Regions from separate parts of the Mus musculus genome. Here region 2 is linked to region 1. A link is a loop called in an ENCODE intact Hi-C map of the cell type or tissue named here. Cell type or tissue: gastrocnemius. All regions are shown on one strand. Links, peaks and the distances in the headings refer to the core of each region. The heading gives the core; the rest is flanking DNA.

The links. A loop is a pair of places that touch in the nucleus more often than their neighbours do. Peaks named below come from ENCODE experiments on the same cell type or tissue, not always from the same donor. Only the 100,000 strongest peaks of a DNase experiment are listed, where the experiment ranks them.
Region 2: a loop joins it to region 1, with 5 times the contacts of the local background. A loop is called at or near these places in 3 of 42 quality-filtered maps.

The regions. Positions count from the first base shown.
Region 1 is chr11:46,119,902-46,136,788 of GRCm38, reverse strand. It overlaps Adam19 (a disintegrin and metallopeptidase domain 19 (meltrin beta)), which reads right to left. Exons shown (of 23, transcript NM_009616.4): 9 at 15,203-15,369; 10 at 13,612-13,696; 11 at 11,642-11,781; 12 at 9,366-9,543; 13 at 7,914-8,003; 14 at 4,971-5,166; 15 at 2,253-2,361; 16 at 328-541. Among named protein-coding and RNA genes, the nearest start is that of Mir8100, 26 kb to the right of the region's middle. In gastrocnemius, for the core only: a CTCF peak has its summit at 8,043 (motif pointing right); a DNase peak (open chromatin) is centred at 8,036; H3K4me3 peaks cover 665 bases; H3K27ac peaks cover 1,727 bases.
Region 2 is chr11:46,007,383-46,024,269 of GRCm38, reverse strand. Sox30 (SRY (sex determining region Y)-box 30) reads right to left here. Exons shown (of 5, transcript NM_173384.2): 5 at 6,278-7,295. The coding sequence ends at 6,914. Among named protein-coding and RNA genes, the nearest start is that of Sox30, 36 kb to the right of the region's middle. In gastrocnemius, for the core only: a CTCF peak has its summit at 7,988 (motif pointing left); DNase peaks (open chromatin) are centred at 5,953 and 7,982.

The DNA of each region.
Region 1 (16,887 bases), core at 4,668-12,667:
AGACAGGGTTTCTCTGTGTAGCCCTGGCTGTCCTGGAACTCACTCTGTAGACCAGGCTGGCCTCGAACTCAGAAATTCGCCTGCCTCTGCCTCCCAAGTGCTAGGATTAAAGGTGTGCGCCACCACGCCCAGCCTTAGACCATTTCTATGAGGATAGTAAATGACATGCATGACAGTGATGCCTGCGTTTACATGACTAGGTCCATAGTCATAGGTGGGATGCTGTTATTCTGAGAGCTGGGCATCACTCCTCCGGAGCCCACACTTCTCAGTCTCTGCCTCTGCCTCTGCCTCTTGGTTTCTGAGTGAGGTTAGGGAGGGACTCACATGGTTGTGGCCACACTTGGTTCCAGTCATCACCAGCCCTGGGTCCAGCATGTCACCTTCCCCTTCCTCCTCCTCAGGACCCCGGTAGACGTGGGTGCCCCGACAGTGGATCCGCCTCCCGTTCAAGGTGATGGTGGTGTCAATAGATACTGCGTTGGATTCCAGGGGCCGGGCCTGGGTGCTCTGGCACTGAATCTTCCCACACTTGGCATCCCTGGGCCAGGAAAGAAGACAGGATCAGAGACTGGGGAAGAGCGGGGACATTGGAGAGCTTCAGTCTGAGCCAAGTCAGTAGGCTTCGGTGGAGCAGGGCAAAGGACCAGAGAGTGGGCTGGAACCCGGCAGTAGAGACCAAAGGTAGACTCAGACCCAGAAAAGGGGCAGGTTCCTTGTGTCTCAGCAGACCTAAGCCAAGAGCTCAACTTAGGATGTCCTAACCACAAGGACACCTGAATGACATGAATAATTGGTCATCTTTGTCCCAAATCCATTCCCCAGGCACTCCAAACTAGGAGCTAGGTCTCCCTCTGCCTCCCCATTCTTCATTGTTCCCAAGTTTGAGCATTTTCAATCCCTGTCAATCTTCCCTCCTACACAGCTTCCCTGACTTACATTCTTATCCCCCCTTTTTAAAAAGACTTATTTATAATTATATGTAAGTACACTGTAACTGTCTTTAGACACATCAGAAGAGGGCATCAGATCTCATTACAGATGGTTGTGAGCCACCATGTGGTTGCTGGGATTTAACTTCAAAAGAGCAGTTAGTGCTCTTATCTGCTGAGCCATCTCACCAGCCCGTGTGTGTGAGTGTGTGTGTGTGTGTGTGTGTGTGTGTGTGTGTGTGTGTATGTATGTATGTATGTATGTATGAATGTGTGTGTATGTATATATATTACATATACATATACATATACATATATATATATTACTCCCTTTCTATCCTGGCCTATAAGACACAGAGCCCCCTCACTGCAGCATCCATGGGAGGGGTCCAGATCATCCAGAGATGCCTTTATATCTCTCAGGATCTAGTTCCTGCTTTCCTCTGCCCAGGCTCATTTTTCTTGCCACCCCCGCCCATGTCTTCCCACAAATTGTAGCTTGCTCTCTATCAGTTCGTCAATTGCTCCTTTTTCTCTAATATCTCAGCCTAAAACACTGTTTTACACACTAGTGCAACTCCTCCCCCATTCATTTAGATGGCTGCTCTAGAACTCAGCTAGAGAACACCTTGGGAAGATGCTCCAGGCCGTTAACTGTTACACCAGTTAACCACATTGCTCTAGACACTCAATTCAGCACCTTGCATGTGGTGAATCTGAAACAGTAGTGGGCAGAGGAGTGAGTGGGTGGCTGGAATGAATGAATCAGAGATGGCTCTCAGGAGCAGGCATAACTTTAGCACTCTGCAAAAATGGTCCAAAAAAGAGCCGTCTGGGATCCACAACATTTAGATGCTGGAACATTGTCATCTCAGATCAGTCATCTCCTGCCTCACTTTAAAAAGAAAAAAGACAGGATTTCTCTAAGTAACAGTCCTGGCTATTCTGACACTTGCTTTGTAGACCAGGCTGGTCTCAAACTGACCGAGATCCGCATGATCACCTGCCTCTGACTCCCCGGTGCCGGGATAAAGGCATGTCCAACTACCTTGTCCTGCACTTATAGGCCAGAGACTCCAAAGCAGCCTTGATCAGCTTCCTAGGAAGCAATGCTGCCCACTCCTCTTTTTCACTTCCTTAGAGCCAACCAAACAGTGAGTGCATCACCAAGCAATAGGTAGAGAACAGAGAGAGGCTTAAACTGGTGTGTTTAAAAGCCAATAGTAGGCTATCCACACCAAGTCAGGTGGGAATGAAGAGGTCAGAGCAGGGATCGATTGGCCACTCTTCCTCCCACCGGGTCAGAGCTGTGGTCCTCACCTGGGACTGCACTTCCTGTATTGGCCATTCAAGCCCTTGCCACAGTTTCCATAGGTGTCACCAGCAGCATTCACCCTCTCAAAGCAAAGATCGAGGGCAGGCCGGGCTCCTAGGTATGCAAGAAACATTTGTCAGTGCATAAGCCCGCCAGCGGCTCCCCGTGACAGAGCCAGCTAGGCTTGGGCAACGGCATGCATGACACTTCCACCATCCATCAAGGCCAATTCAGAGAAAATATTTTTAGCCTGGTTTTTAACCCTTCATTGAAGATTTGTATCTATGGCAGCTGCATGCTAAGCCTGCTAGCTAATGAAGAAGAGCTATCCTATTTCTGGACCGTAAAAGATTAGTAATTCATGCCCCAAACATTAAAAGAGCTAAAATAGATCTTTGGAGTTTTTCCTTCACATCCACCTTGTTTTCCCTCTTATATCATGGAAAAGCAACAATCTTTAGCAGTGTGTCTTTTAGAGAAGAAAATGTCTTCTCTACCTTTTGCATCCCTTAGATTTGATCTTGGGGCATCTTCTTGAAAGAACGCAGTGAAGGACGGAAGCATCGTCTCTTCTCTTTCTGCTCTGCCCTTTGGGGTTTTAGTTTGTCGGATACAGAATTCAGCCTCAGGGCATTCAGTTGTCTGACTTAAGGATGCTGCCGCTACAATTTGCAACAGTGTAACAACATCTTACAAAGCATCTTTACATCCATAAGCAAATACAACCCGAGGTTGTTTCTAAGTAGTGTACTGCCCAGCTTCTGAAAACGGAGGCAGATAGAATCCCACACCTGAATGGGGATGGAGCTCAAAAAAAAACTGGCAACACTAAAGAGATTCTAAATGTGCAATGACCCAAAACTAACTGAAAACAGAATGTGTCATGAATTCAGAGTTCACCCATGCCAAGTGTCACGTGACTTTACTACAGCTTGGCTTTCAACACAGATGCACACAACAAATGAATGCTACTGAGACAAGCTCAGACTTGAGGCTACTTTATATTATGACTGGTTATATTTTTGTTGTATGTATGTTGTCTCTTATGCAATGGATTCATTAAAGAAAACAAAAAATGTTTTCCCTACTGTCATTCCTCAGCAGATAAACTTCAGATTAATGTTAATATTATGTTAGAAAGTTTGATTTATAAAATTGCTGTTTGCGTTCCTGACTTCAGTTCCATTAAAACAAACAAAACAACAACAACAACAACAAAACACTAGCTGAGTGTGGTGCCTGCCTTTAATCCTAGCACTAGAGAGGAAGAGGCAGGTAGATCTCTAGGAGTTGCAAGCCAGCCTGGATTACGTAGTAAGTTTCAGGCAAGCAGGCCACACACACTGTCTCAAAAAATAAAGTCCCTGTCCCTGTCCCTGTCTCAAAAAAATAAAGATAAAAGTCACTGAACGAATCATGATTTGGTGTCAGATTAGAATTTCCAACCATTTCTGGTAAGGCCCTAAACATACTTCTATCACTTTTACACCACATATCGATGTGGGTTGGTGTTCCCATCCCTGACAACTATAAAATCAGCCAACTCTGAAAACTGTTTCAGACCCTCTATGTCCTGCACTTTCAACCATTTAGCCAAGACTTAATTCTCTATGTAAAAAAAAAAAAAAAAAAAAAACCAAACAAACACACCGATTTGTCAAAGTATACATTTGCTTTGGTAAAATTATATATGAAAGATTATTTTAAAATAAATTTCCTTGTGATTTATTATCAATAAATGTTTGCTGTATATACCTACTTTTATATACTCACAAATTGTTCCATGCCATGTAAAAACTTCTCAGAAAAAAAAAAAGGGTAAGTGGAAAACAATTTAAGCCTAATGTAATTAATGGAACTGGTAAATACATTAAAATTTTTGCTATCTCTAAAATGCTTTCTACATTGGTCTTTCCATACTGGCTGGTTTTGTGTGTCAAAACCACATGCTGGAGTTATCACAGAGAAAGGAGCCTCCCTTGAGGAAATGCCTCCATGAGATCCAGCTGTAAGACATTTTCTCAAGTAATGATCAAGGATGGGAGGGCCCATTGTGGGTGGTGCCATCCCTGGGCTGGTGGTCCTGGGTTCTATAAGGAAGCAGGCTGAGCAAGCCAGGGGAAGCAAGTCAGTAAGAAATATCCCTCCATGGCCTCTGTATCAGCTCCTGCCTCCAGGTTCCTGCCCTGTGTGAGTTCACGTCCTGACTTCCTTTGGTGATGAACAGCAGTATGGAAGTGTAAGCTGAATAAACCCTTTCCTCCCCAACTTTCTTCTTGGTCATGATGTTTTGTGCAGTAATACAAACCCTGACTAAGACATACCCTCCATGCTAATATATTAGGATGGTTGTTGTTATTACTATATCACTGCTGTCTTTGAGATCTGATCCATGAAAAAACCCCACTTGATGGTAGTTTCAATTTGCTTTCTCTCAATATGACTGAAGCTAAACATTTTTTGTAGCTTAAGGGTCTTTTTCATTTTCTTTTATTCTCCATTTCTGCTTCATTGGTGTGTTGGGGAGGGAGTACTATTAACTGTCTGTCCAGTGTTAGAACTAAAAGCTTCAAGGGAATATGAGAAATACTGTCACTCTTGAGCTAAGAGCATGAGATGTGGTATTTGAAGGTGTTCTAGGCCAAGCTAAAGGGCCAGCGGGGAGACAGGCTCAGAGGTGGTGGGCGGAAGAGACCATGCTCTCCATCCAGGAGGGCTCTTACCAGGTCCCCACAGCTGCTGGCACTGTTCCTGGTAAGTGAGGCACATGCCGTTGTAGCAGTAGGCCTGGCCACCCTCGCAGGGGGTGCCATCCATCTGATAATAGTTGGTGGGGCAGTGGGGAGACTTGCCGGTGCAGAACTCGGGGAGGTCACATTGCCGAACCTGCTCCCGACACTGGGTTCCAGGAGCCACCAGCTAGGTAGAGGAATGAGAAGAGAAGAGTAGTCATTTCTTCCCTGCCCCCAACCCTTTCAGCCAAGAGCTCATGAACATCCTATCTGTGGAAAACAGTTTTGACGACCTTGTTATCACCGCACTTATCACACGACTTCAATGAGCTCAAGCCATCGTCGGCCTTCGCATAAACAGTGACTGAGTTCCTTCAAACTTGTACCCACATGGACCAACTCAACGCAATTCCTTCCCACAGCAGTTGAGAAATAATGTTTCTCTAACAATCTATAGTTTTCTCTCTGCCATTACAACCATCTTTCACTTAAGTGTCACTACGACTTTATTAGTTTGCATTATAGTCTTATATAACTAAAGGAGCAAGACATAATATATTCAAAGTCACGTGGTATGTGGCAGACCAGTTTCCTGATAAGGGTACATGCCTACATGCATACATGCATATACCCACACACAGAAAATTGGCATTCATGTAGATTTTCAATTTACAACATTACTGCTTTGTTCATGTAAGTTTACAACTTCTTGGTTTGTTCTTGAAACTAGCCTCAAACCCATTATTTAACACAGACTGGCCTTGAACTCAGGGCAATCCTCCTGGCTAAGCCTCTGGAATAGCAGAACTGTAGACATGTCTCACTACATCCAGCTTGTGGCTCTAAACAGCACACCCTCAGTGGTATGCAGAGCATGGGGCTGACTGTTATCCAAATACTTCTCTCATCTGCCCCTCACAATGTCCATGAAACTGATATAGCTACTTTATATCAGCATTTCTGATGCTCATGCGGGTGTGTAGACAGAGCTGAGACTCCGGCAGTTTAAAAATTCCCCAAGTTCACACAGGTAGCGCTTTAAGTCAAGGAATCCTTTGAGAGGCTCAGTCTGAAATCCTGGAGTTGAGTGAAAGGTCACTCCGTGCTTATTCTCCAGCCTTGGTCTGAGACTTGAAGAACTCAACTCAGCATAGCCTCCCTGGGGGCTTCCATGTCAAAACAGAAGGTGTCCAAGTTCTACTGAGCCAAGTCCTACTGTGCGTTTGACCTTTGGTTCTTGTTTGCCCATGATTCCAGATCCCAGCCCTCTCTCTGGCTGCTAAGAGCAAGCATGCTCAGTAGGGTACTTGAACAACACGTGAGCACTGTGTGCGCTCGCCAAGCTGAGGGTGGGACAGGCCACAGCTCCATACTCAAACTTCTCTAGTACTCAGAGTTTCAGGTTAATAACTCAAAAGTTCAAATATCATAATAGTGTGTGCATCTAACAAATCTATATGAATATGATAGATGTGTATAATTATAAAAATATATACTACATAACCTTTAACAAGGCTCAGGATAAGCTTTATAACCAAAAATATTAATATATGGTATATTATGATGAAATAAAGTTATTTTAGGTAATCTTTTTATAAAAACTATAATTAGTCTGATATCCATTTAGGTCAGATTTTATCACCAAATCTGTTAATTTTTTTATTTATATATTTTGGGACTTCCTGACTTGTCAGATTTGGATTAAGAAGTTCTCAAGCCAGGCGTGGTGGCGCATGCCTTTAATCCCAGCACTCGGGAGGCAGAGGCAGGTAGATTTCTGAGTTCGAGGCCAGCCTGGTCTAGAAAGTGAGTCCCAGGACAGCCAGGGCTACACAGAGAAACCCTGTCTCGAAACCCCACCCCCCAAAAAAGAAGTTCTCAAATTCAGTGCTATATGACTATTAATGGTAATAGATTATTTTCCGCATTGATATTAAGAATGCATGCTTCAGAGTCAGGGAGAACTTGGGTTCAGGTCCTGACACCACCCATCTCCTAATGACCCATTTTCCTCACCTTAAAACAGAGGCAGTAATGTGTACCCCATGGGGCTGTGGGGAAGACTGAGTCAGTTAGCATATAAAATTCTCCTCCTGGTGCCCGACATCCACCACGATGGCCATTTATGTTCATCAGAATCAGGGTTTGCTTTTTCATGTGTTCAAGGAAAAATGAAGTCTCACTGGGCCTGGTGCCTTAGATCTCTCCTGGGAGATGATGTCAGCACTTGCCTGGACTCCAGAGCAAGTTCAAAGCCACCCTGAGCAATTTAGTGAGGTCTTGTCTCAAAATAAAAGAATATACATACATATACATATATTCACACACACATATATATACACATGCATATATATATACACATACATATAAAATCAAAATAAAGATATATGTACATATATCTACAAATGCACATATATATGTATGTATATAGCCCTATATCAGATATATCAACTATTTAAATAAAAAGATATATACACAGTTATATGTGTATATATCTTTATTTTGATTTTATACGTACATACATATGTATATTTTTATTTATATTTCTGCTTATATATTTATATATATATTAGTGACATATTTATATATTCATATCTTAATATAGGATATATATGTGTATATGTATTTATATGTATATGAGGTGATTTGAGCATAATGAGGCCCAGGATAGAAAATTGGTAGGCTTAGTTAAAGGGACATTCTCAGTTCCAAATATCTAACACACACCCACCCTTTCTCCCTTCTCTTCCTCCCAGTGATGGGGTTGAATCCAGAGCCCTGAGCATGAAAGCATGGATTCTTACCACAAGTGGCCAGTGATAAGAACCACCCTCCCCGGCCCTGTGTCTGAAATTTTTGATGCAGGCTGAAACCCAGCCGCCACCCACTAGGCTGTCACCTCAAAGCCTGAGGCAGAGGAAAGGAGACACTTACCTTGCACTGGTGGCAGCAGGAACCATGGGCACACTCTGCCCCTTCCTTCAGAGTGCAGTTGGAGGCATTGCAGCAAGGGTTCTTACATTCCTACAAAGGCAGCAGAAGGGCAAGAGTCAGAGCCCAGCAGGGGGCGCCCTTGCCACCTCCATTCCCCGGCCTGCCTGGCGCGCTCTGCTTCCCGTTCCCTAGAGCATCACTTGCACTTCTTTACTAAGGTAATGAGTATCTGTAAGAGAAAAGACACAAGTGCTCCATCCTCGGAGACACCACAATGTAAATGGGACTACGTGGTGATTTCGAGTAGGTATTATCCCATACTTATGTGGTCATACTGAGCTTGCAAAGTCCACCATGCCCGTCACCCTTCAAAGGACTCTCCCTATGCTGAAAGGCCAGGGCTGACCCTCACTTTTAGTTCATTGGTCTTTCACTAGTTCTTTTATTCTGAAAATTACAGGGTTAGAGTTTTAAAAGAAGGTCACAACATGGCTCAGTGGGTGAAGGCACTTGGTGCCAAGCCTGACAGCCCGAGTTTGGTCCCTGAATGCCAGGTGGTGAAGTTGGAGAGGGGGAACATACGCACACAAACACACATGAAATACGTGCAAAATAAAAACAAGAGGGCATCTCGACATGGAGAGTAATATGGCTACCTCAGTCCCATAGCTACACACTGCTTACTTACAGTTCACTAACTGTCAAGCATGGGTTAACATACTTTCTGATCTTCAAAAAATAGACACGAAACAATATAGTTCTGCTTTCCTTCTTCTTCTTCTTCTTCTTTTTCAGAAAAACATCCTTCTAATAAAGATGACAGAGCTAGGGTGTGCGCTCTCCACACTCGCTCTGAAGCCCTGATAGGAGGAGAGGACTATCCACCAAGAGTTCTGCTTCTCCTTTCTCGGCAGATCTCCCCTGACCTGACAGTACTTCCAACACTCCCTTCAAATCTTCTCTTCTCCGGGCTGGACAGCACGAGCTTGGGTTAGGGCTCCTCACCAGGCTCATGGTCATGAGCTCATCCAGCTGTGTGGCCTCCAGAAATAAATTCAGTGCAGCTGGAGGGCCAAAGACGCCATCTGGGGCTCCTCTGGGGAGGAGGAGAGAGAGCTACGTGCCCTGGGATCATGGTCTGTGGCTAGAGCAGCTGCTCAAAGGGGCTCCACCCTGATCCTGGATAGGACTGTCCTGACCACAGCTGCAGAGGCCATCGAAACGGTCCACCTGGCAGACTCACTGTCTGCCTCTGACACACAGAGGGCCTTCGGTAGTCATGTGTAAGAAGTGCTGGCAACTGGGAAAAATCTGTCCCTTTGTCCTTTCCATAGGAAGGACCGCATTGTCCTTTTGATAGGAACTTATCTGTCACATTGTGCTTTCAAATGTCCTTAAGCTCTGAAGACAATACAGATTCGTCCCTCTCTCTAGTAAGGTCCTGACACTTACCTCCTCTTCTCCACAGTCACATTCTTCACCGTCTTCCAGGTACCCGTTGCCACACCTCCGGCCTCCATACAGCGTCCTAGTGTCCGGCATGTTGGAGAGACACATCCCTCCTCCTGTCTGCAGATACCTGTCCAGCTCCTTCCTGTTACACCAACTGAACACTTTGGGGAAAGGGTGCCTGACAGAGAAGAAGGAGGCGTTAGCGGAGCTGAAGCACACCGACAGCTTGCTGTCCTGCCTGCCACTCAAGAGGCTTAGTTCACTTGGATGAAAACCCTACACACGCCCTCTGCCTCACCAGGACATTCATCAGTACACCAACTTAGAATTCTTTCACCCTGAACCATGAGATGATGAATAGGCCACACCGTTATGTTTTTCTTAAAAATGAAAAAGGCAGTTGAGAAACAGAACAGTCATTTCTGTCTTTTCAGTGAGGAAGCTGAGGTAGGTAAAGGGTGAGAGGTACATTAAGACAGGTTTCCCACCAACCAAAGAGTACACATGGAAGGACCCATGGCTCCAGCTGCATGTGTAGCAGCGGATGGCTTGTGGGACATCAATGGGAGGAGAAGCCCTTGGTTCTGTGAAGGCTTGATGCCCCAGTGTAGGGGAATGCCAGGACAGGGAAGTGGGAGTGGGTAGGTTGGTGAGCAGGGGGAGGGGGGAAAGAGGATAACATTTGAAATGTAAATAAAGAAAATGTCTAATTTTAAAAAATGAAAAAAAAAAGACAGGTTTTCATACTGAAAGCTGAACACATCAGATGGGTATTTATCTTCTCATGACAAAAAACAGAACCAGAAAGCCCAAGACCACAGATTTAATTCACTCAGGGGCTGATCTCTGTTTTCATAGCCAACTCTACTGCCCAACACCCAAATGTGTGGGCTTTATCACGGTAGTATGTACGAAAGCTCCAGTCGCCTGCACCTATGGAAACGAAAAGTGCAGCCGGTTCCTTATTCGTAGCTGCCAGCCCTGGTTTTGGTTACCCCTAGTCAACAGAGATCTGAAACTATTGAGTTGAAACATTCAAAACGGACCAATATATTTTTATTATCATCATCACTATTTCAAATGCTCTAGTTTATTATGAGTTGGTGTTTTTAACCTCTGACTGTGCCTGCTTTATACATTAAACTCATCATAGATCACAGATGTATGTAGGAAAACCACAGAGAAATACCTCACAAGATGTAAATATGGGAAAACTTCTATATCACAACATGGGTCTGTAAAGAGACCCTGGTAAAGCCCTGCCCTTAAGTCTCTAAAACAACGAAAGGTTAAACATTGAGGGCTTCTTTCAGTACTACAGTAGGTCCCCAAGGACTTTGCTACTAACCATTCAGCTATGACAGTGTGTGAATAACTTAAAAAACAGCTAGAGTAGTCATGAATTTAGCTGTCGCCCATTTGTCTACACACACTCTATTGGGATTGGCTGAGAAAGGGGTGGGCTTAACCATGAACTCAAACTCAAAAGTTATGCCGCATGTCATATCCCGCATGTCACTGCCATCCTTTGGAGTCACGGTAGTCAGGAAGTAGCGAGCAAACACTAGCACTATGAACGAGAAGGCTGCATTGAACCACCATTCTCTGGGAAGCACAAGCAAACCCTAGTGGTTTGGAATGAAGGGGTGTAATAAGGATCCTACTACATTGCCTTCCAGGGAGTGGCTCAAGTCCTGAAGAATGGCATGATGTATGCATTCAGGAACAAGATAACCCTCTTCCAAAAGCTCTGGTTTAGACAATCCTTGTAAGTGTTGGAGTCTCAGTACCTTTGTTTCATGGAATTCCTTAAGAGTGACTGGATGGCCCCTTTCTCCTTTTACTCTATAAACTACAAAGCTCCCGAAGAGGCAAGACCAAGGGTTGTGGTTGAACTGGGCATATGGGTGTGGTAGCACATACTTAAAGCCCCAAAGACTTTAGTAGTTGACGTGGGAGAGTTGCTTAAATTCACAAGTTCAAGATTTGACTGAGCAAGACTCTCACAGGTGATGTCAAAAACAAAAACAAAACAAACAAAACACGTTGAAGCCAGTTTTAGAGCTGAAAATTACAAACTATTCGTCAATCCAGACCACCTGCTCTCTGAGGAACTTAGCGTCCCACAACACATCTGCTCGCTTCTGTTTCATCTAAACATCATTTAAACTGCCTTCATCAACAGCTTGAAAGTTTCCCTGGGGCCATCTAGGCCATCTGACCCTGCACCTCTCAGCTCACTCTTCTCCCCACCGGCACCCTTCAGGTTGACTCACCCGGTGGCGGCGGCCATGATGCAGCCGCCATCGGCTGCACTGGCAGAACAGCAGTGTGCAGAATCATGGCTCATGCCAAAGTTGTGGCCAATCTCATGGGCCACAGTGGAGGCTACACCAATGGCATTCTCGGAGTGGTCCTGTTCAGAGAATTTCAAATTCAAGGTCAGGGGGTTCTTTCTGCTTTGCATGTCCTTTTCTTTTCTTTCCTTCCTCTTTCTTTCTTTCTCTCTCTCTCTTTTTTTTTTTTGCTTTATTTCTGAGTAGCCCTGGCTATCCTGGAACTCACTCTGTAGACCAGGCTGACCTCAAACTCAGAGATCCACCTGCCCCTGCCTCCTGAGTGCTGGGATTAAAGGCGTGCATCACCACCACCTGGCCTGCATGACTTTTTCTTATCTGAGCCTGACAGCGCTCCATTGATCTCCCCTAACGCTGAGCATATTGGCTCTTCATACCTTGCTTATAACAAATCTAAAGCCACTTGTCTTCATTTGAAAAGCAAATGCTCAAAAGACTGCTACCTGTGTTCTTAAAAGATGCAGACCACGAATGACCTGTGGATGCATCTCTCGGATGCATCACCTTGAATTGAGCAACAGAGACACTTGACTGGCTGCTTTCTGAGAGCACCCCTGCAGAAAGGGCCACCCCAGACAAAACTGGTACAGTGTGTGGTCCTCATCAGCAGAACAAATAGGGCTGGTGCAGCGATGTAAACCTAGAGCCCCAGCCAACTGAGAGGCTGAAGCAGGAGGGTCTTTTGAGCCCAGATGTTTGAGACTACCCTGGGCAACATAGTGAGACCCATTCCCCAAAACCAAACAGTAGAACAAAAGCAGCAAAATGGATGTTTATACCAGGCATGGTTGTGCATGCCTTTAATACTAGCTCTCAGGAGGCAGAGATAGGAGGATCTCTGTTAAAGGCTAGCCTGGTCTATGGGTGAGTTCTGAGATAGTCAGTGCTTTGTAGTGAGACCCTGTCTCCAAAAAACAACAAAAAGTGTATGTGTATATATATATATATATATATATATATATATATTCCTTTTATTATCTCACTTAATGTTTACTCTTACCCTAAGATCATAAGCCATGATCTTTACAACTAAAGACACACATTAACTCCAAAGTCGCATGGCTGCTCTTTGAAACCAATTTGACTCTAGAATCTGGGGTTTAACGTTCATGCTACCTTGTCAATAAAAATACATGATGGGTAGAGGGATAAAATAACAAATGAGCAGAGAGACGAGGCTTCCTTTATATCTCGTCCAGGTTAGAAGAGACAAGCCAAAATCCAGGGGCTAGGGATGTAGCTGTAGAGTACTGGAGGAGCATGCGTGAAGACTTGGGTTTGATCCCAGCACCACATCGAACTTGGTATGTTAGCCAACACTTGTCGTCCCAGCACTCAAGAGATGGAATCAGGAAGAACAGAACCCTAAGGTCATTTTGAGCTAGATAGCAAGCCGGAGGCTAGCCCGGTCTATACAATGAGTTCCAGGCCATCAACAGCTTCATAGCCAAAAAAAAAAAAAAAAACCCTACTCTTGCCAAGTCAGAATTTCAAAAGAGGGCAATTTCCTAACTTTGACTCTTGAGACAGGATCTCATTTCACAATGCGGTACCTAAGGACTCAAGACCCAGATGAGAAACACTTCTATCTCTGTTCACTCCCCTGCCCTCAGCTCCTGCTCTGCCTCCTCCTCCAGCCCGCTATGGAATAATACACAACCGATCTGGAGGGCCATTTTTACCACTGCTTACAAATGAACACAAAGATGAATGAAATTTTACCCCTGGCTACTATCCTTTGAACCTAAGAATTTCATCTGACACATTTGCTCTCTTTAATGCTTTTTTCTTCTGTGACTATAAATATCAAATCGGCTTTTCAAAGCTGACTTCCTCTCTTGGGAGCCATTGTCCCCTTGCGCAACATCATTGTCTTGTCTGAGACCCACCATGCTAACTCCTCCAGACTGGTACACGGAGCACATGGCCATGAGGGGGGCCAGGCCAATGGTGGTGCCTTGGAAGGACCTGCCCCTGCAGGAAGAAAAAAGACATGTAATTCAGGTGGGGGCTGAGAGAACTGTTCCCCAGGGGCAGGAGTGAATGGCTACCATGATGTGCACCGATCCCCTGACCTTCCCAGATTAGTCCCAAGAGGACAAGCCTGTTAACCCAGCCAACTGGATTTCTTTCAGGATACCACACCTCTCACCTCCTCTCACTTCCTCTCATAGTAGCAAAAAAAGGTCACTTTCCCCCTCAGAAAGTGCCCAAAGTCTCCAAAAGGAAAAAGGCAGGGCTTGAAAAGCTGTGCCCCATCCCTGATTCATAGAAAACGGCCAGACACAGGGGTCACAGGGAAGGGTGTGGTCCAGGCTGTGATGCCCAAGTGAATCATGTCCATTTCCGCCAGTGGCCAGCAGCTCAGGTCTTACCATCAGTGGCATGTGTCTTGGGGGCAAAAGCAAGGATGCTGGATGCAGCTGCGGGGCTGAGGCTGTGATCCACACATCACACAAGGACCAAGAAAGTAGCTGAGTCCCTTTGGGAGCCTCACAAACTGCAGCTGGGTGCAGGGCTAAGCTGTTTCCATCTCTGCTCCAAAATGATGGCCCTAACCTGTCAACAGCCAGTTTCTTCCAGTTTAACCTATCCCTTCTCCATCTCATCCACCCAGAGTAGGCGAGGAGAATAAATGGATGTTTGATAAATGTTTGCTTAATAAATTCAATATATGCCGATCTGAGTGTATGAAGCCCTGCTTGGCATTTCGGAGACTTGCACTTAGCTCTGGGAAGCTTTACTACCATAAACAGATTCAAAGTGTCCAATCCAAAAGTGCAGGCCAAATGTTTCAGCAAACAAAGACTTTCTCAGTGAGTGGATTGTCCTCAAGTGACCACTAAGAGTCTAGGTTTTAGGGACAGGTAAATATTGGAAATCGCAGTTATTATGAAAGGGTAAATCAAGGTATCAAGGATGAAATAATTACTGACTCGCCTATGTTATAAATAAATAAATAAATAAATACAAACAAGTAAAGGAGTTTATCATCTCTGTGCCTTTGTTGAGCACGAAGGTCCTACAGTCTACCATTTTGACCTTCCCAGGACTTCAGCCCTGAGACCCCAGAGAACGGTGTGAAGGACTTGAAGACCCATTTCCTGTATCCTGCAGTGGGAGGTCAACTGACTGTGCTCAAGAATGCCTGTTTCAGGCTAGCAACTGTGACCAAGAGTCATCTGCTCATTCCCCTAATATTCACTCCCAAGTGCCTCAGCTGCTCAGCTGATTACGGGTGAGGCTAATTGCCTCACGTGGAACTCTGCAGAGGACTGTTATCATTCTTAGGCTTTTTAACATTCTTTCAAGATGTGTTGAGTCTGAAAAAGCCTGGTTATGTGGCCCAGGGAGCAGGGTGGGGTCTTGCACAACCAACATTGGCCCCTGTGAAAGGAAGGGTGAATTTCGCACCCCTTACGGCAGGCAGGGGTTCTGCAGACAAAGCTGATACCACAAGACCAGAAAAGGGCTGCTTACGTGATTAGCTGAGCATTGTCATGGCTCTTCTGAGCAAGCAGCTTGCGCCTCCAACTAAGAAAGGACCAGAGGGTAGAGTAGGGATTCTCTGAAACTTCACACTTATCCCCATGCGTCCACACCTCCAAGCCGACAAGTGCAATTCGGATGTTCAGGGAGCGGTAAAACTGAAAAGACACCAAAAGGCCAGTTTCTCTCACCATCCGACCTAGGAGCTCAGAGCACAGATGCTGAGATTGCTCTCTGGCTCTAGAAATCGGGAAATACGACCTTCAGAGGGATGCATTCTGGTGGTCAAACTGGAGTATCTGGCTTAGAAAACAGGTTAAAAAAAAAAGTAGAGGGAACAACACCCTAACCATCAAGGGGTTCTTTGGTGGACCTGACCAATGCTACCGTGTCAGTGTTGCATGTACATGTGACCTGTGTGTGCACATAATACATGTACATGTGTCTTCTGTGTGTGCATATACACACGAAGTCCCAAGGTTCATGTTACCTTCCTCCGTTTATTCTCCATGTTATTTTTTCAGACAGGGTCTCTCACTAAATCAGGAACTAACTGATTAACCCTAACTGGTTGGCTTGAGAGGTCCAAGGATGGCCTGTCTCTGTCCCCTGCCTCCCCCACCAGCCACATGGCTATAGGTTCATGACACCATGCCTGGCTTTTAGATGGGTGGTGGGGCTTAGGTCCTTATGTACCCAGCAGATACTTTACATACTGCGTCATCTCCCCAGCCCATGAGTGACTTAAAAAAAAAAAAAAAAAAAAAAAACCACATAACACAGAAGCCACAAAGGGATTAGATCACCCCAATCTAAAAATGGTGGGTTCCTTCCCAGCTAAAATTAATAACTGGTGGTCCCGCTGTTCATCAAGCACTTGTCATGAAGAAGGAAGGGTACTGAGGCTTAGAGGAGTTGAGACATTGCCCAAAATCTCAGCAGAAACACTCTGGAGCCAAGATGAACCAGATTATACTCCCAGGGCCCTTGTGACCATCTGCTGCTGAAGAGCTGGGATCATATAATATGTATATAACAATAAAGTACACACACACACACACACACACACACACACACGCGCACGCACACATTCGCATCCTTCTCTTGCCCCCAGGAAACTGCAGTCTAGATGGGCTCCTGGTTCCTCTGTCTTTGCCACATCTATCATCACAGAAAAACCCGAAGCATCTGAATTTGCTTCACTCAGGAACTTTTTAAGGGAAGTCAACTTGGCTTTTCTTACGCCTCAGAGAAAACAGGGCCCGTGGATTGGGCCCCTGATTCAGCAAATGTGTAGAGTTCTTCCAGTTTTAGCTCTAAAATGTTCAGTCCAAGTAACTGGCTCAGCAGACTTAGGAGGAGCCCATGTGCCTCACCCTAAACCACGCGTGCCGGAGGGAAGTTGGGGGCTTGGATGACCATCCACAAGGCACAGGGTTTCCACCGACACCCGGGGTGTGCGGCTACCCTCTTTTCCCTCCGCATCTTTGCTTTTTCTGTAGTTATTATTGTTTATTTGTTTGATGTGTTTACTGACATACCACTTCCATTTCTCATCAGTGCTTAGAGGTAGGCTCTAATCACCCAGTGCAGGAAGAAAATTCCTAGAGCCAGCCAGCCAAGCCCTGCACCTCCCCTGAGTCGGGTCTGGGACAATGGTTGCTACACAGGTGGCG
Region 2 (16,887 bases), core at 3,898-11,897, 110 kb after region 1:
CTGGAACTTTTGACAGTAGCAGTTGGCAGGGAAAAAATCAAGGAAACAAAAGAATTACAGATGGAAGTGATTTCAGTAATTATTTTGTGTAGTCTCACACATGCACAAAGCTCTCTATTTGACTTTTTATTATTATTTTTAATTACAGTGTGTGTGTGTGTGTGTGTGTGTGTGTATGCAGGCTTATGGATGCCGTGGTACACATACAGAGGTCAGAGGACAACTTTTGAGAGAGCTCTGTCCTTTCAACAGTAGGTCCTGGGACTCAAACTCAGGTCATCAGGTTGGCAGCAAGTGCCTTCGCCCACTGAGCTATGTTACTTAGCCCTATTTGTAGGAGTTTTATTGTTGGCTTTTGTTTTCTTTTTTTGTTTTGTTTTTTGTTTTTTTGTTTTTCTGAGATAGGGTTTCTCTGTATAGCTCTGGCTGTCCTGGAACTCACTCTGTAGACCAGGCTGGCCTCAAACTCAGAAATCTGCCTGCCTCTGCCTCCCAAGTGCTGGGATTAAAGGAGTGCCACCACCGCCTGGCCTGTAGGAGTTTTAAAAATGTCTTTAATATTATTTTGCTGTGAGAGTGTTGTGGGTTCATGTGCGTGCATGTCATGGTGTGTGTAGCGGTCAGGGGATCACTCTGGGGAGTCGGTTCTTTCCTTTCACCATAGGTTCCAGGGACAAACACAACAGGCCAGGCTTGCATGGCATGTGCTTTTACCTGCTGAGCCATCTCGCCAACCTCTCACAAATTCTTATTTCAGGACGAGGTTCTCACTAAATTGCCCAGGCTGGATTTGAACACACCCTGTAGCACAGGTAGACACGGACCCGAGATCCTCCTGCCTCACTCTCCAAGTAGCTGGAGTAATAGACCAGAATCACCAGGACGGTGCGAAAAATAGATAAAAATAACTAAAAGAATTTCTCGGTTAATAGTTTCCAGTGTCCATGTCATCCTGGGAGGATTCTGAACCTGCTGTTTACCCCACCTCCATCTTTATGTTGTCAGGAGCAATTCTCAGTTGGGCAATTGCCTTGAGCTTACGTGTGGAAAGGCACTGAACTGTTGGACCTTGAAAGCAACATAGGCAAGGAAGGAAGGAGAGGGGAAGTTTTGCTGGTGTTATCAGGAAGTTCCCCAACACCATTTGTCAATCGTTTCCTAGTGGGCTTTACAATCACCCGGGGAGCCTTGACAAGACATAGCTTTTCAGGGCTCAGCCTTTAATAGTCAAGACTCTGGGGAATCGGGATGTTATTCTCTTTGAGGTGCCTAGGTACTACTTAGGGCACACGTGGGTCTACAGTTAGGCAGACTTGGGGAGCACTGCTTGTCTGCTGCCCAGTGAATTTCCTGGCCTGTGATGTTAAGAATGAGAGGCTGCATCCGTCATCCTGTTCACCAGTCACATCTTTCGGGTCTGTAAAACAGCACCGGTCCTGGTTGATCACAGAGGAGTTTAGATGGGAGATGTGCACACCTGCCTTGTGGGAACATAAAGCAGGAACTTGGCTCAGGCTGTGAGGGCTTTTGCATGCATCCTGGAAGACAAAAGCCTGTATTAGGAAGAGTCCGGTTCAGCTTCATGTGGCAGAGGAAACCAAGTTATTGGGGATTAGTGTGGTTAGATGTTTCTTTTGCTTTCATACAGTGTTAACAATCCACCCAGTCCAGATGTGGTGCTCATCTTGTCTTCTTGACCATTTTCAGAATGAGGCCTATAGAGTCCAAGATGGTTGCCAAGATTCCAGCCATCTCTACCATAGTCCAGATAATAGAAAGGTCACAGTGACAAAGAGAGGCATAGCATCTCCTTTTAAACATATTTTTGGGACTATCCCTTGGTATCTTAGGAGTCCAGAACTCAGCTACTTGACCATACCCTACTTCAAGGGCTGAAATAGTGTTTCAGAATGACCACATTGAATAGAATTGTAGGGTTCTGTTACCAAAAGAATGAAGGATTGCAGTCACTGGTGAGAGCTAGGATTTGTGTAAACTGAGACCTGAGGAATGAGCTGGGATCAGGCAGGGCAGACACAGAGCATGGCCCAGGAGGGATTAGAATGGTCTTCCATGAGATCTGCTCACCACCCTTCATGTTGTGGTCCAAACTGGACCTGGGGGAACTCTATGTGCCCCAGCTGCTCAGTTCTCATGCCAACAGTAACTTCCACCCAATTCCAACCTCACATCCCAGCACAGAGAAAATCCTCTTTTTGTCAGAAAGAGAGATTGCCTGGAGATTTCATCATAGGTTTGGTAGGTTAGAGCCCTTTTTCTATCTTCTGATGTTGTGGTTACATGGTTTGTAAGACAAACTTGAAAACCTTTTTCAAATGGTGCAGTGTCAAGGGGAGGTATAAGAACTGCTAAGAAGCTCATCAGATATAATCCAGCCAGATAGTGGGTAATGGGGCTGGAACCACATGGGACCTGGGGCTGGAACTCAAGATTTTTAGGCTGTGAGGCAAGCCATGTGACCACGGAGCTGTCTCAGAAGCCCCACAATAAAGTTTTATTCAGCTGTAAAGACAAATTGAAGTATGTCATCGGAAGGAAGGGAGGTGAATGGAGAGATACTGTATGAAGCAAAATAGGCCAGATTCAGTCATGTTTTCTGTCATGTGTAGAACCTAGATTTTATCACACACAGACACACACACACACACAGACACACACACACACACACCCACAGGTTGGGGGAGACTTTCAGGAAAGAGACAGGAGATTAGTGGGAAAATCGAGTAAAGGGTAGTGGGATGTGAATGTGGTCAAAGCAGGTGGGACTGCCCTTAAGAAATCCCTCACTTGGTACAGTGAATTTACCCTAATGCATTTTTCTTAAACATGTCGAATGTAGCTCCAACTTTCGCCCCAGGCAGAACTCTCCTGACAGCTGGTTGACAGCTAAAAGCACACCTGTCTCCATAAGTTCTTGGATACACTGTCATCGTTCATTAAAAACCCGGTTTAATAGCCAGCAGTGAATTACAATGATTACAAGTTTCAATTCTTTCATCTTTGAAGACTGTTAAGACACAATTTTTTTAAAAAAAAGTTTATTAAGACACTGCTTTTGTTTGGCAAAGCACTTAAGGTAACTAACTGTTGTGGAAATCCATGTGTGAAGTTCACAAACCTAAACCACCAGCTGTCACTTGTAGGCATTTTCTGAAGTGTGTCCTGGGTGATGTCACTGTTAAAACAAAAAGGGAGGGGCTGGTGAGATGGCTCAGTGGGTAAGAGCACCTGACTGCTCTTCCGAAGGTCCGAAGTTCAAATCCCAGCAACCACATGGTGGCTCACAGCCACCTGTAATGAGATCTGATGCCCTCTTCTGGTGCATCTGAAGACAGCTACAGTGTACTTACATATAATAAATAAATAAATAAATAAATAAATAAATAAATAAATAAATAAATAAACAAAAACAAAAAGGGAGTCTCAACAGGTAAGTGTGGGAACCTGAGATGTCAGACTTTTGTGATATTATGATGACAATGGATATTGCTGTCTTTCAAGTGGAGCATGACACCAGCTTCCAAAATTGACCAAATTCAGTCAGAACATCTGAAATGCTGGGGTCTAATTAGCACACCCTGAGAAACACTCCTCTCTCTTAACTTGGCTTCTCAGGAAGGCAGCCTCCCATCTCCCTGCAGTACAATGGGTTTTTAGTTTGCAAATACTTGGTGCACTTATGTCTAGAGTCCTGAACACTTTGAGTGACACCTGAAGCCTACTGACATTATAATATACTTTGAAAAGGAGTCTATTTGCATAACAAATCCCACAAAGTCCAACTTAACAAGAGCAAACAAGACAATGAGACTGTCAGAAAGCACTTGTGGCTTGGAGCACTGAGATTTCCCTCCTTAGTGAGAAGCAGATGCCCTCGAGGGATGGTGTGTATAGTATGTGGACCTCTAGTCATTGGCTTGAAAACTTGTAAGGGAACAGGTGTGAGTACTTTGTAGGTATGCATGATTGTCTGTGGTTGGTCTTCCCTAAGTAATATGCAGGTTTCTAATCCAATTTACACCGTGGTTCTAGAACCAGCCTGAACTCCTGACCTCTGATGCCAGTGTAGAGGAGAGGTGATCAAGAGATTCCCTAGCCCTAGCTAGTGCTCAGTTGTAGAAGGGGCTGGAGACATGGCACACTGGTTAAAGGCACCCCCTGCTCTTCCAGAGGACCAAAGTTCGGTTCCAGGCCCCTGTGTTGAATGGCTCACAACCTCTTGTAACTCCAGCTCTGTAAGATCCTATGCCCTTTCCTGACTTCTGCTGGCATGGCTCACAATGGCATACACACAAACAGTAATATTTATTTTTACTCCACAATGTTTATTATTACTCCACAATGAGTAATAATTCTGTTAAAACCAACAATGGAAGAAGTCGGAGGTGAAAGGCTACCCTGGAAACAGGTAATTAGGAAATGGCGAACTATGAACTTTACCTTTTTGCTGTTTTACACAGTGATTTCTTCAACCAAGCAGTCTGTAAGAGAAGGTCTATGATGAAAGCCTTTTAAACGAAATGGGATAAAACAGGTCAAGCTTTTGCATGCATTGCTCCTAGACAGCAACCGTTTAACAGTAAACACATAAATAATCTTCCTTTAGTTCACACATAAAATGACAAATGATATTTGTATCATTCAAGAAATTCAAGATTTGTTCTTTACATCAAAATTGCCTGTGCTGAACAACTAAAGAGTATCAAAGCTGGAGAGATGGCTCAACTGGGGAAGTTGCTTTGCACACTTGAGGACCTGAGTTCATATCCTCAGAATCCATGTAGAAGCTAAGCACAGTGGTGCACATCTGTAAACCAGAACTAGGGAAGTCGGAGACAGTGTGCCAGGCTCAGTGAGAGCGACTGAAGATAGCCATGCCATCCTCTGGCCTCCAGGCCTGCATTCACAGGTGCGCGCACACACACACACACACACGCACACGCACACGCGCACGCGCACACACACACACACACACAGAGTATCAAAGCTGAAGAAATTATAGACTTGCAAACATTATACCCACAACTTGAGGGTGCTGAAATGCATCCCCAACAGTAACTTTTAGTTCAGTAAGAAGGCTGCAGCTGTGAATGATACATCCTGAACACCAATCTGCTCAAATGCCTGTTCCACTATGGGACAATTATGGTTCCCAGCTGATCTGAAGTTCTAGAAGAAGCGTTCCTGGACATACTCTTGAGTCTTAAAAGATGTTCAGAGGTTTACCTCAGAAAACAAACATTTTTCCCAACAGCTTTGCAGCAATGCTTTGTCATTAACTTTCAGATGACAACAGCAAGGGCTTCTTTCAAAAATCTCATCTCCACCCTTCAGTCACTGGAAGTTCACACTTACAAGGTTTAAGAATGAAGACTTCAGTTTACACAATTTACACAGATGCCTGAGGGAAGTGTCTTGATTTGTGGCAATTTCCCACCAATTCACTTTCTTCCTTGTAGATGTTTTTTAAAATGACCTCACAGTTGGCCATCTTATTCTATTCTGAAGGGGGTCTTTTTTATTCACAAATGGATACTTGCCAAGCTATGACATCATGAATGGCATTTTTGTTGATTTTTACTATGAGTTAAGTCTATAGGTGTATAGAATTGTAAGTAAATTCCATGGTCTTCAATTCAAGAGAGATGAACCCAATATAACCCCTTTGGGGAGTGTTTAAATCATAGGCAGACTTGCACAATAGCATTAGAATATACACTGGAATATGTTTGATGGTACAATTTCAAACCTCTTGCAAACTGTGGTTTACAATGATTGGTGACCTGAAAGGATCTAGAATCACATAGGAGACAATTTTTTTTGGACTATCTGAGGAAGTTTGTAGATCAGGTTAACTGAGAGGGGACGGCATGCTCTAAATGTGGATGGCATTGTGCCATGGGCTGGGGTTTTCATCTTACAAAGAGGAAGCAAGCTTAGTCCCAGGATTCATCTGCTGCTTCTTGAGCACAGCTGGAATATGGCCAGCCACCTCAGTTCCTAATGCCATGCATTCCCCCATGATGCACTGCACCATCAAACCATGAAGCAAAATAAATCCTTCCTTGAGTTGCTTTTCTCAGGTATTTTGTTGCAGCAATGACACACGTAATTAATACACAAACCAACAGGGTTCTGTGCCACTCTGCTGCTGTCTAATAAAGTGTCTGTAGTGTCATAAAAGCTAACCACCCCTGACCCGCACTCTGTGCGCTTACCTCCCTCCTCTCAACAGAAAACATTTAACAAGAGCATTTTCATCTGTTTATTTAGTTACAACAACAATATAACAATGCATACCAAATGGGAAAGATAGTTAAAATGATGATAAAATGTTCAGTAACAGAAATGAATATATCTGAAGGAACTGCTAGGTGTCATTAAAATACATTTTTAACTTATAATTGGTTATTAGTGTAAATTAAATTTAGCAACTGAGTTCTAGTCCATGTCTACAAGTTATCAAAATATTTTCAAAATGTTACATAAAAACTGACAACATCTATAAATATATAAACACCAAAAATTTTCAGAAAAATAAAATAATGTACCCTGAGATATCACACTTGCTGTGCAGATGATATACTCACATGTGTCCTCATATGCCACAGGAGCTTTCTGAATTTTGAATTTTCCAAGATAACGTAATGCTATCACATGTTGGTGCAAATTTCAGCCATGAAAGTAACTACTTTGGATTTTAAGATCCCTACGCTGAGGCATCGGGAGTCCAGGGTCACTAAGAGAACTTGGGAAGACATGAACGGCACTTGGTCCTGACTCCTCAGATCATGGCTGAAAACACTCAGCAAAGCATTCTAGGCTTTTTTTCTCACACCAACTGACCCAGAATATATTTTAAGAAATGTTTATTTTCTGCGCATATTTTAAACTATAAATTCCTGAGCACTTTTTCTTCTTCCTCCTCGTCGCTGTCAGTGACATTGACTTGCTGGACACCAGAGGGGGCTGAGGCTGGGGCTGTGAAGACATTCTCCAAGGCTCCAATGTCCAGAGTGGGCATGGCATTCAAGTACTCTTCCCCACCGTGGCCATGGCTGCTGTAGTAAGGGGGCCCGTCCATGCTCTCACAGCTCCGAGAGTCTTCACTGTGTGTGTGCTCATCTGGATAGTCTCTGAAAGGATAGTCTCTATTTAAAGCTGAAAAGATAGCCTCATGTTTTTGGTATCTGTCTTCATAGTAACCAAGACATTCTGGCATTGAACTTGGAAAATTTCCATAGCCAAAGGGAGGCCGACTATAAGGGCACGTGCTGTGACAGAAAAACAAAAACAAAAATGACATCAGATTCTTGCCCCCAGTGCCTGGGCCACAGACTATGAGTTAAGTGCAGTCCCTGTACGGCCTGGAGAGTATTTCTTCGACATGAAGATTCCTATCCATCCCCACCCAAAACAGAGCAAAGGCAGTGTGGATGGATGCAGCCGCCGACATGATCACCTCTTCCTAGTTTCTAGCTCCTTACCTTTGATAACCAGGATAAAGATCGTCCCATCCTGGCCTCTATACTACCTCACACCACACAGTGTTGGAAATGGAAACACAAGTTGTGTGACAATGAAAAGGGCAGGCATGAAGGGTAGGAGAAGGGTTCTCCTGTTCTAGAATGTGCTGAAAGGAAGAGATGCTGAATACTGAAGCCCTGGAACAGAAAACTCCAGCTGACTTTTACAAATGACACTGTAACAAAGTACATTTAGAATAAATACTCTTTGTACTCTAAGGCATTAAAACTGATACCGCACTGTGCTTTCAAAGGGTTTTGCAAACAAACAAAACACAATGGAGCAAGACTTCAAAAAAACCATTGCAGGTTTACAAGTGACTTTTGAAAGGCAAAGCTAATAATCTTGTCATTCAAATCCAGTTGCCAATTCTCTGTAAGTAATAATCTCTTTGGAGGCGAAGAGGAAATACACAGAAATTGGGCTCGTGCGCGCCATCTAGTGACAGCCAACACTATGATCACATTCATTTGCAAAACTCCTGGAATGCCAGTCACTGCACTGCATCTTCTGAAGAAGGAAAGAGGAAGGAGGAAGCGGGCAGGGGAGAGAAGACAAAGGGAGGAAAGGAGGAAGGATGGTAGGATGGAAGGCCAGCTCTTTTCCCTTTCCAATGTATGAAGATGTACCAGACCACTGTCTCAAACTCTCGGAATATGTCCCACTCCCAAACCTTGTATTATAAGGTCCCTTGCTAACATTGAACACCGCAGATATAAGATAGTGCTTACATTTTTTTTAGGTTTACACCCATACTGCATCACTCTACTTCAGGTACTTAGGATTTAAAGCCTGTGCCCTGAGACACTGTCAATCGCTGCCATGACTTTGTTCACAGCTCTCTGCCTTCAGGCTCTTCCATCCGTTGAACTCTATGCAGAAGTCAGAGAGCATATCAAATCTACTTCCCATATAGAGTCCTCCTCTAACGCAGGCATAACTGCTCAGTTAGTAACTGTCTTTCAAAAGAGCCCGTTTCAAGGCATGGTAGAAAATTTAAAGACCTTAAATCTTGATATATACCAGACATGTGCTATAGTTTGAAACACCAATTTTGCATGACTGTACTGTATGGGAAAAACAAGTTAGTGTTATATTCTCAAGTCAATTATGACAAAGCTTGTCCAGGGTTGTACTGGTAAAAATGAATAGCTATAAAAGTATTCCCTCCATTAGGAAAAATATCTGTTAACTTGATTAGAATAATATTAGCTGATACACAGAAAGAATATTGTATGTTTCTAGGTACTGGCTGAGGATTTCGCACAGAGCAAATGGATCTTACTGACACATTTCATCCAACAGAATTGAACACATTCTTCTCAATGTCACATGAACATCCTCTCGGATAACTCATGCAGCACTTGATTTAGGGTAATGTTTTTGGGTTGGTTTTGTTTGTTTGTTTTGTCTTTGGGGTTTTTGTTTTGTTTTGTTTTTTCGAGATAGGGCTTTTCTGTGTAGCCCTGGCTGTCCTGGAACTCACTCTGTAGACCAGGCTGGCCTCGAACTCAGAAATCCGCCTGCCTCTGCTTCCCGAGTGCTGGGATTAAAGGTGTGCACCTCCACGCCTGGCTAGGGTAATGTTTTTAAAACTGAAATAATATCATGCACCTCCTCAGAACACAATGGGGCAAACTTACACATCCATAGCAGTAAGAAGAATGGAAAGTGTAGAAACAGTGGATGGGGAGCAGAAGCTAGAAAATTAAATTAACTAGAAAATTAAAGGAACATAAACATTTCCTGGCAGTAAGTGAAAACAAACCTCCCCAAACTGTGTAATATAATCAAAGAAAAATACATAGCAATATCCCCATATATCAGAAAACCAAACAACCTAAAGCCAACATTGAGCAGTGCATCTCAAGGACTCAGAAAAGCAGCAACAAAACAGACCAAAAAATAGTAGAAGCAAAGAAATAGGGAAAAAATAAACTAAAAGAAAAGATGAACAACAAGGAAAACAAGACAGACAAACTTCAAGCTAGACTACACACACACACACAGGGAGGGAGAAAGGGAGAGAGAGAGAGAGAGAGAATGAATCTCAAACAAAATCAAAGATGAAAAAGATAATGTAACAAACAGCCCAGAAACACAAAGGGTCATAAAAACTCTCCTGAGAAACTACATACTGAAATAACTCGGGCCGGGAGGCTTCTGCCTCACATTCCGCGGGGGTCACCTTGGCTCCGAGACCCCGCGGCCGGTGGTCTGCGGGTGAGAGTGTGGAACACAGAGGCAAGCAGCTTCTGGAACGGGCGAGAGCCACAGAGCCTCTGAGGCGGCGCCATTTCCAGCTCCAGACAACCGGCCACCTTCCTGGTGAGAGCACAGGGGTTCACCCGGCCCGAGAGGCTTCTGCCTCACATTCTGTGGGGGCCATCTTGGTTCCGGGACTCCGCGGCAGGCGGTCTGCGGGTGAGAGTGTGGAACACAGAGGCCAGCAGCTTCTGGACCGGGCGAGAGCCACAGAGCCTCTGAGGCGGCGCCATTTTTGGCTCCAGACAACGGGCCACCTTCCTGGTCAGAGCACAGGTGTCCGCACAGCCCGTGAGGCTTCTGCCTCACGTTCCGCGGGGGCCACCTTGATTCTGGGACTCCGCAGCGGGCAGTCTGCAGGCCAAAGCAACACAGCTTCTGGGAAAAATTCTGTTTTGGGCCTTCATCTTCGGCCAGGAGGAGGTCCAAACACCAGATAACTGTGCACCTCCCTGAAAGAGGAGAGCTTGCCTGCAGAGACTGCTCTGACCACTGAAACTCAGGGAAGAGAGCTAGTCTCCCTGGTCTGCTGATATAGTGTAACAAAATCACCAGAGGAACAATCTCTAAACAGAGACAACTATAACAACTAACTCCAGAGATTACCAGATGGCGAAAGGTAAACGTAAGAATCTTACTAACAGAAACCAGGACTACTCACCATCATCAGAACCCAGCACTCCCACTTCGCCCAGTCCAGGGCACCCCAACACACCTGAAAAGCTAGACCTGGATTTAAAAGCATATCTCATGATGATGGTAGAGGACATCAAGAAGGACATAAATAACTCACTTAAAGAAATACAGGAGAACACTGCTAAACAAGTAGAAGACATTAAAGAGGAAACACAAAAATCCCTTAAAGAATTACAGGAAAACATAACCAAACAGGTAGAAGACATTAAAGAGGAAACACAAAAATCCCTTAAAGAATTGCAGGAAAACACAACCAAACAGGTGATGGAAATGAATAAAACCATCCAAGACCTAAAAAGGGAAGTAGACACAATAAAGAAAACCCAAAGTGAGGCAACAGTGGAGATAGAAACACTAGGAAAGAAATCTGGAACCATAGATGCGAGCATCAGCAACAGAATACAAGAAATGGAAGAGAGAATCTCAGGTGCAGAAGATTCCATAGAGAACATCGGCACAACAATCAAAGAAAATGGAAAATGCAAAAAGATCCTAACTCAAAACATCCAAGAAATCCAGGACACAATGAGAAGACTGAACCTACGGATAATAGGAGTGGATGAGAATGAAGATTTTCAACTCAAAGGACCAGCAAACATCTTCAACAAGATTATTGAAGAAAACTTCCCAAATCTAAAGAAAGAGATATCCATGAACATACAAGAAGCCTACAGAACTCCAAATAGACTGGACCAGAAAAGAAATTCCTCCCGACACATAATAATCAGAACAACAAATGCACTAAATAAAGATAGAATACTAAAAGCAGTAAGGGAAAAAGGTCAAGTAACATATAAAGGCAAGCCTATCAGAATTACACCAGATTTTTCACCAGAGACTATGAAAGCCAGAAGAGCCTGGACAGATGTTATACAGACACTAAGAGAACACAAATTCCAGCCCAGGCTACTATACCCAGCCAAACTCTCAATTACCATAGATGGAGAAACCAAAGTATTCCACGACAAAACTAAATTCACCCATTATCTCTCCACGAATCCAGCCCTTCAAAGGATAATAACAGAAAAAAACCAATACAAGGACGGGAACCACGCCCTAGAAAAAACAAGAAGATAATCCCTCAACAAAACTAAAAGAAGACAGCCACAAGAACAGAATGCCAACTTTAACAACAAAAACAACAGGAAGCAACAATTACTTTTCCTTAATATCTCTTAATATCAATGGTCTCAACTCCCCAATAAAAAGACATAGAATAACAGACTGGCTACACAAACAGGACCCAACATTCTGCTGCTTACAGGAAACCCATCTCAGGGAAAAAGACAGACACTACCTCAGAGTGAAAGGCTGGAAAACAATTTTCCAAGCAAATGGTCTGAAGAAACAAGCTGGAGTAGCCATTTTAATATCGGATAAAATCGACTTCCAACCCAAAGTTATTAAAAAAGACAAGGAGGGACACTTCATACTCATCAAAGGTAAAATCCTCCAAGAGGAACTCTCAATTCTGAATATCTACGCTCCAAATGCAAAGGCAGCCACATTCATTAAAGACACTTTAGTAAAGCTCAAAGCACACGTGAACCTCACACAATAATAGTGGGAGACTTCAACACACCACTTTCATCAATGGACAGATCGTGGAAACAGAAACTAAACAGGGACACAGTGAAACTAACAGAAGTTATGAAACAAATGGACCTGACAGATATCTACAGAACATTTTATCCTAAAACAAAAGGATATACCTTCTTCTCAGCAACTCACGGGACCTTCTCCAAAATTGACCATATAATTGGTCACAAAACAGGCCTCAACAGATACAAAAATATTGAAATTGTCCCATGTATCCTATCAGACCACCATGGCCTAAGACTGATCTTCAATAACAACATAAATAATGGAAAGCCAACATTCACATGGAAACTGAACAACACTCTTCTCAATGATACCTTGGTCAAGGAAGGAATAAAGAAAGAAATTAAAGACTTTTTAGAGTTTAATGAAAATGAAGCCACAACGTACCCAAACCTATGGGGCACAATGAAAGCATTTCTAAGAGGGAAACTCATAGCTCTGAGTGCCTCCAAGAAGAAACGGGAGAGAGCACATACTAGCAGCTTGACAACACATCTAAAAGCTCTAGAAAAAAAGGAAGAAAATTCACCCAAGAGGAGTAGACGGCAGGAAATAATCAAACTCAGGGGTGAAATCAACCAAGTGGAAACAAGAAGAACTATTCAAAGAATTAACCAAACGAGGAGTTGGTTCTTTGAAAAAATCAACAAGATAGATAAACCCTTAGCTAGACTCACTAAAGGGCACAGGGACAAAATCCTAATTAACAAAATCAGAAATGAAAAGGGAGACATAACAACAGATCCTGAAGAAATCCAAAACACCATCAGATCCTTCTACAAAAGGCTATACTCAACAAAACTGGAAAACCTGGATGAAATGGACAAATTTCTGGACAGATACCAGGTACCAAAGTTGAATCAGGATCAAGTTGACCATCTAAACAGTCCCATATCACCTAAAGATATAGAAGCAGTTATCAATAGTCTCCCAGCCAAAAAAAGCCCAGGACCAGACGGGTTTAGTGCAGAGTTCTATCAGACCTTCAAAGAAGATCTAATTCCAGTTCTGCACAAACTATTTCACAAAATAGAAGTAGAAGGTACTCTACCCAACTCATTTTATGAAGCCACTATTACTCTGATACCTAAACCACAGAAAGACCCAACAAAGATAGAGAACTTCAGACCAATTTCTCTTATGAATATCAATGCAAAAATCCTCAATAAAATTCTCGCTAACCGAATCCAAGAACACATTAAAGCAATCATCCATCCTGACCAAGTAGGTTTTATTCCAGGGATGCAGGGATGGTTTAATATACGAAAATCCATCAATGTAATCCATTATATAAACAAACTCAAAGACAAAAACCACATGATCATCTCGTTAGATGCAGAAAAAGCATTTGACAAGATCCAACACCCATTCATGATAAAAGTGTTGGAAAGATCAGCAATTCAAGGCCCATACCAAAACATGATAAAAGCAATCTACAGCAAACCAGTAGCCAACATCAAAGTAAATGGAGAGAAGCTGGAAGCAATCCCACTAAAATCAGGGACTAGACAAGGCTGCCCACTTTCTCCCTACCTTTTCAACATAGTACTTGAAGTATTAGCCAGAGCAATTCGACAACAAAAGGAGATTAAGGGGATACAAATTGGAAAAGAAGAAGTCAAAATATCACTTTTTGCAGATGATATGATAGTATATATAAGTGACCCTAAAAATTCTACCAGAGAACTCCTAAACCTGATAAACAGCTTCGGTGAAGTAGCTGGATATAAAATAAACTCAAACAAGTCAATGGCCTTTCTCTATACAAAGAATAAACAGGCTGAGAAAGAAATTAGGGAAACAACACCCTTCTCAATAGTCACAAATAATATAAAATATCTTGGCGTGACTCTAACTAAGGAAGTGAAAGATCTATATGATAAAAACTTCAAATCTCTGAAGAAAGAAATTAAAGAAGATCTCAGAAGATGGAAAGATCTCCCATGCTCATGGATTGGCAGGATCAACATTGTAAAAATGGCTATCTTGCCAAAAGCAATCTACAGATTCAATGCAATCCCCATCAAAATTCCAACTCAATTCTTCAACGAATTAGAAGGAGCAATTTGCAAATTCATCTGGAATAACAAAAAACCTAGGATAGCAAAAACTCTTCTCAAGGATAAAAGAACCTCTGGTGGAATCACCATGCCTGACCTAAAGCTTTACTACAGAGCAATTGTGATAAAAACTGCATGGTACTGGTATAGAGACAGACAAGTAGACCAATGGAATAGAATTGAAGACCCAGAAATGAACCCACACACCTATGGTCACTTGATCTTCGACAAGGGAGCTAAAACCATCCAGTGGAAGAAAGACAGCATTTTCAACAATTGGTGCTGGCACAACTGGTTGTTATCATGTAGAAGAATGCGCATCGATCCATACTTATCTCCTTGTACTAAGGTCAAATCTAAGTGGATCAAGGAACTTCACATAAAACCAGAGACACTGAAACTTATAGAGGGGAAAGTGGGGAAAAGCCTTGAAGATATGGGCACAGGGGAAAAATTCCTGAACAGAACAGCAATGGCTTGTGCTGTAAGATCGAGAATCGACAAATGGGACCTAATGAAACTCCAAAGTTTCTGCAAGGCAAAAGACACCGTCAATAAGACAAAAAGACCACCAACAGATTGGGAAAGGATCTTTACCTATCCTAAATCAGATAGGGGACTAATATCCAACATATATAAAGAACTCAATAAGGTGGACTTCAGAAAATCAAATAACCCCATTTAAAAATGGGGCTCAGAACTGAACAAAGAATTCTCACCTGAGGAATACCGAATGGCAGAGAAGCACCTGAAAAAATGTTCAACATCCCTAATCATCAGGGAAATGCAACTCAAAACAACCCTGAGATTCCACCTCACACCAGTCAGAATGGCTAAGATCAAAAATTCAGGTGACAGCAGATGCTGGCGTGGATGTGGAGAAAGAGGAACACTCCTCCATTGTTGGTGGGATTGCAGGCTTGTACAACCACTCTGGAAATCAGTCTGGCGGTTCCTCAGGAAATTGGACATAGTACTACCGGAGGATCCAGCAATACCTCTCCTGGGCATATATCCAGAAGATGCCCCAACTGGTAAGAAGGACACATGCTCCACTATGTTCATAGCAGCCTTATTTATAATAGCCAGAAGCTGGAAAGAACCCAGATGCCCCTCAACAGAGGAATGGATACAGAAAATGTGGTACATCTACACAATGGAGTACTACTCAGCTATTAAAAAGAATGAATTTATGAAATTCCTAGCCAAATGGATGGACCTGGAGGGCATCATCCTGAGTGAGGTAACACATTCACAAAGGAACTCACACAATATGTACTCACTGATAAGTGGATATTAGCCCAAAACCTAGGATACCCAAGGTATAAGATACAATTTCCTAAACACATGAAACTCAAGAAAAATGAAGACTGAAGTGTGGACACTATGCCCCTCCTTAGAAGTGGGAACAAAACACCCTTGGAAGGAGTTACAGAGACAAAGTTTGGAGCTGAGATGAAAGGATGGTCCATGTAGAGACTTCCATATCCAGGGATCCACCCCATAATCAGCATCCAAACGCTGACACCATTGCATACACTAGCAAGATTTTATCGAAAGGACCCAGATGTAGCTGTCTCTTGTGAGACTATGCCGGGGCCTAGCAAACACAGAAGTGGATGCTCACAGTCAGCTAATGGATGGATCACAGGGCTCCCAATGGAGGAGCTAGAGAAAGTAGCCAAGGAGTTAAAGGGATCTGCAACCCTATAGGCGGAACAACATTATGAACTAACCAGTACCCCGGAGCTCTTGACTCTAGCTGCATATGTATCAAAAGATGGCCTAGTCGGCCATCACTGGAAAGAGAGGCCCATTGGACACGCAAACTTTATATGCCCCAGTACAGGGGAACGCCAGGGCCAAAAAGGGGGAGTGGGTGGGTAGGGGATTGGGGGTGGGTGGGTATGGGGGACTTTTGGTATAGAATTGGAAATGTAAATGATCTAAATACCTAATAAAAAATGGAAAAAAAAAAAAAGAAATAACTCGGAGCCTAGAAGCGGGATGGATCCATGAGCATCACATATAGACCACCACAACTGAGTCAATCGAGCCCACGTAGACATGGTGGTTTGTTTGTAACTCTAGGACAGAGGTGGAAGTGGCAGGAGGATTCAGGTTTGAGGCCAACTAGGATTCATACTGAGTTCAATGAAAACAGTGAAGCTGGCTATGCAGAGAAACAAAACTCGAAAAAGTAAACTGGGGCAGGGGAGAAGAAAGGAGAGGTGGAGGAAGGGAGAAAAGGAGGGAAAGTCTAAACTAAGCAAACCAGTACTGAGTCGTGAGCCTGAAGCCTTAAGTGTAAAGGACCATCTAAGACCTAGTGAATTGACTACTGACTTATGCTGTTCATTTAGAGAACTAGTTGCAATTCTTTGAGAACTTCAAAAAATTGAAATGGAAGGAACTCTGCCAAACACTTTTATAGGTCCAGCTTTTCTCAATATCCTGGTATGAAAATCAGGAAAACTATAATCCATATTTTGTATAAACATGGCTGCAAAACTTTTCAATAAAATATAATTGACCTATATTTGTTGGTACATGGAAAAGATCAAAATGATAAAGTGAAATTCAAGGATTCAACATATACAAACCAATAAGCAAAACACAGCACCACAAGTCAGGACTGTAATATATTTTCATCTCCACACATAAAGAGTGTGCAATAAGATTTAATATTTTACATGGCAGAACACTTTTACCAGAT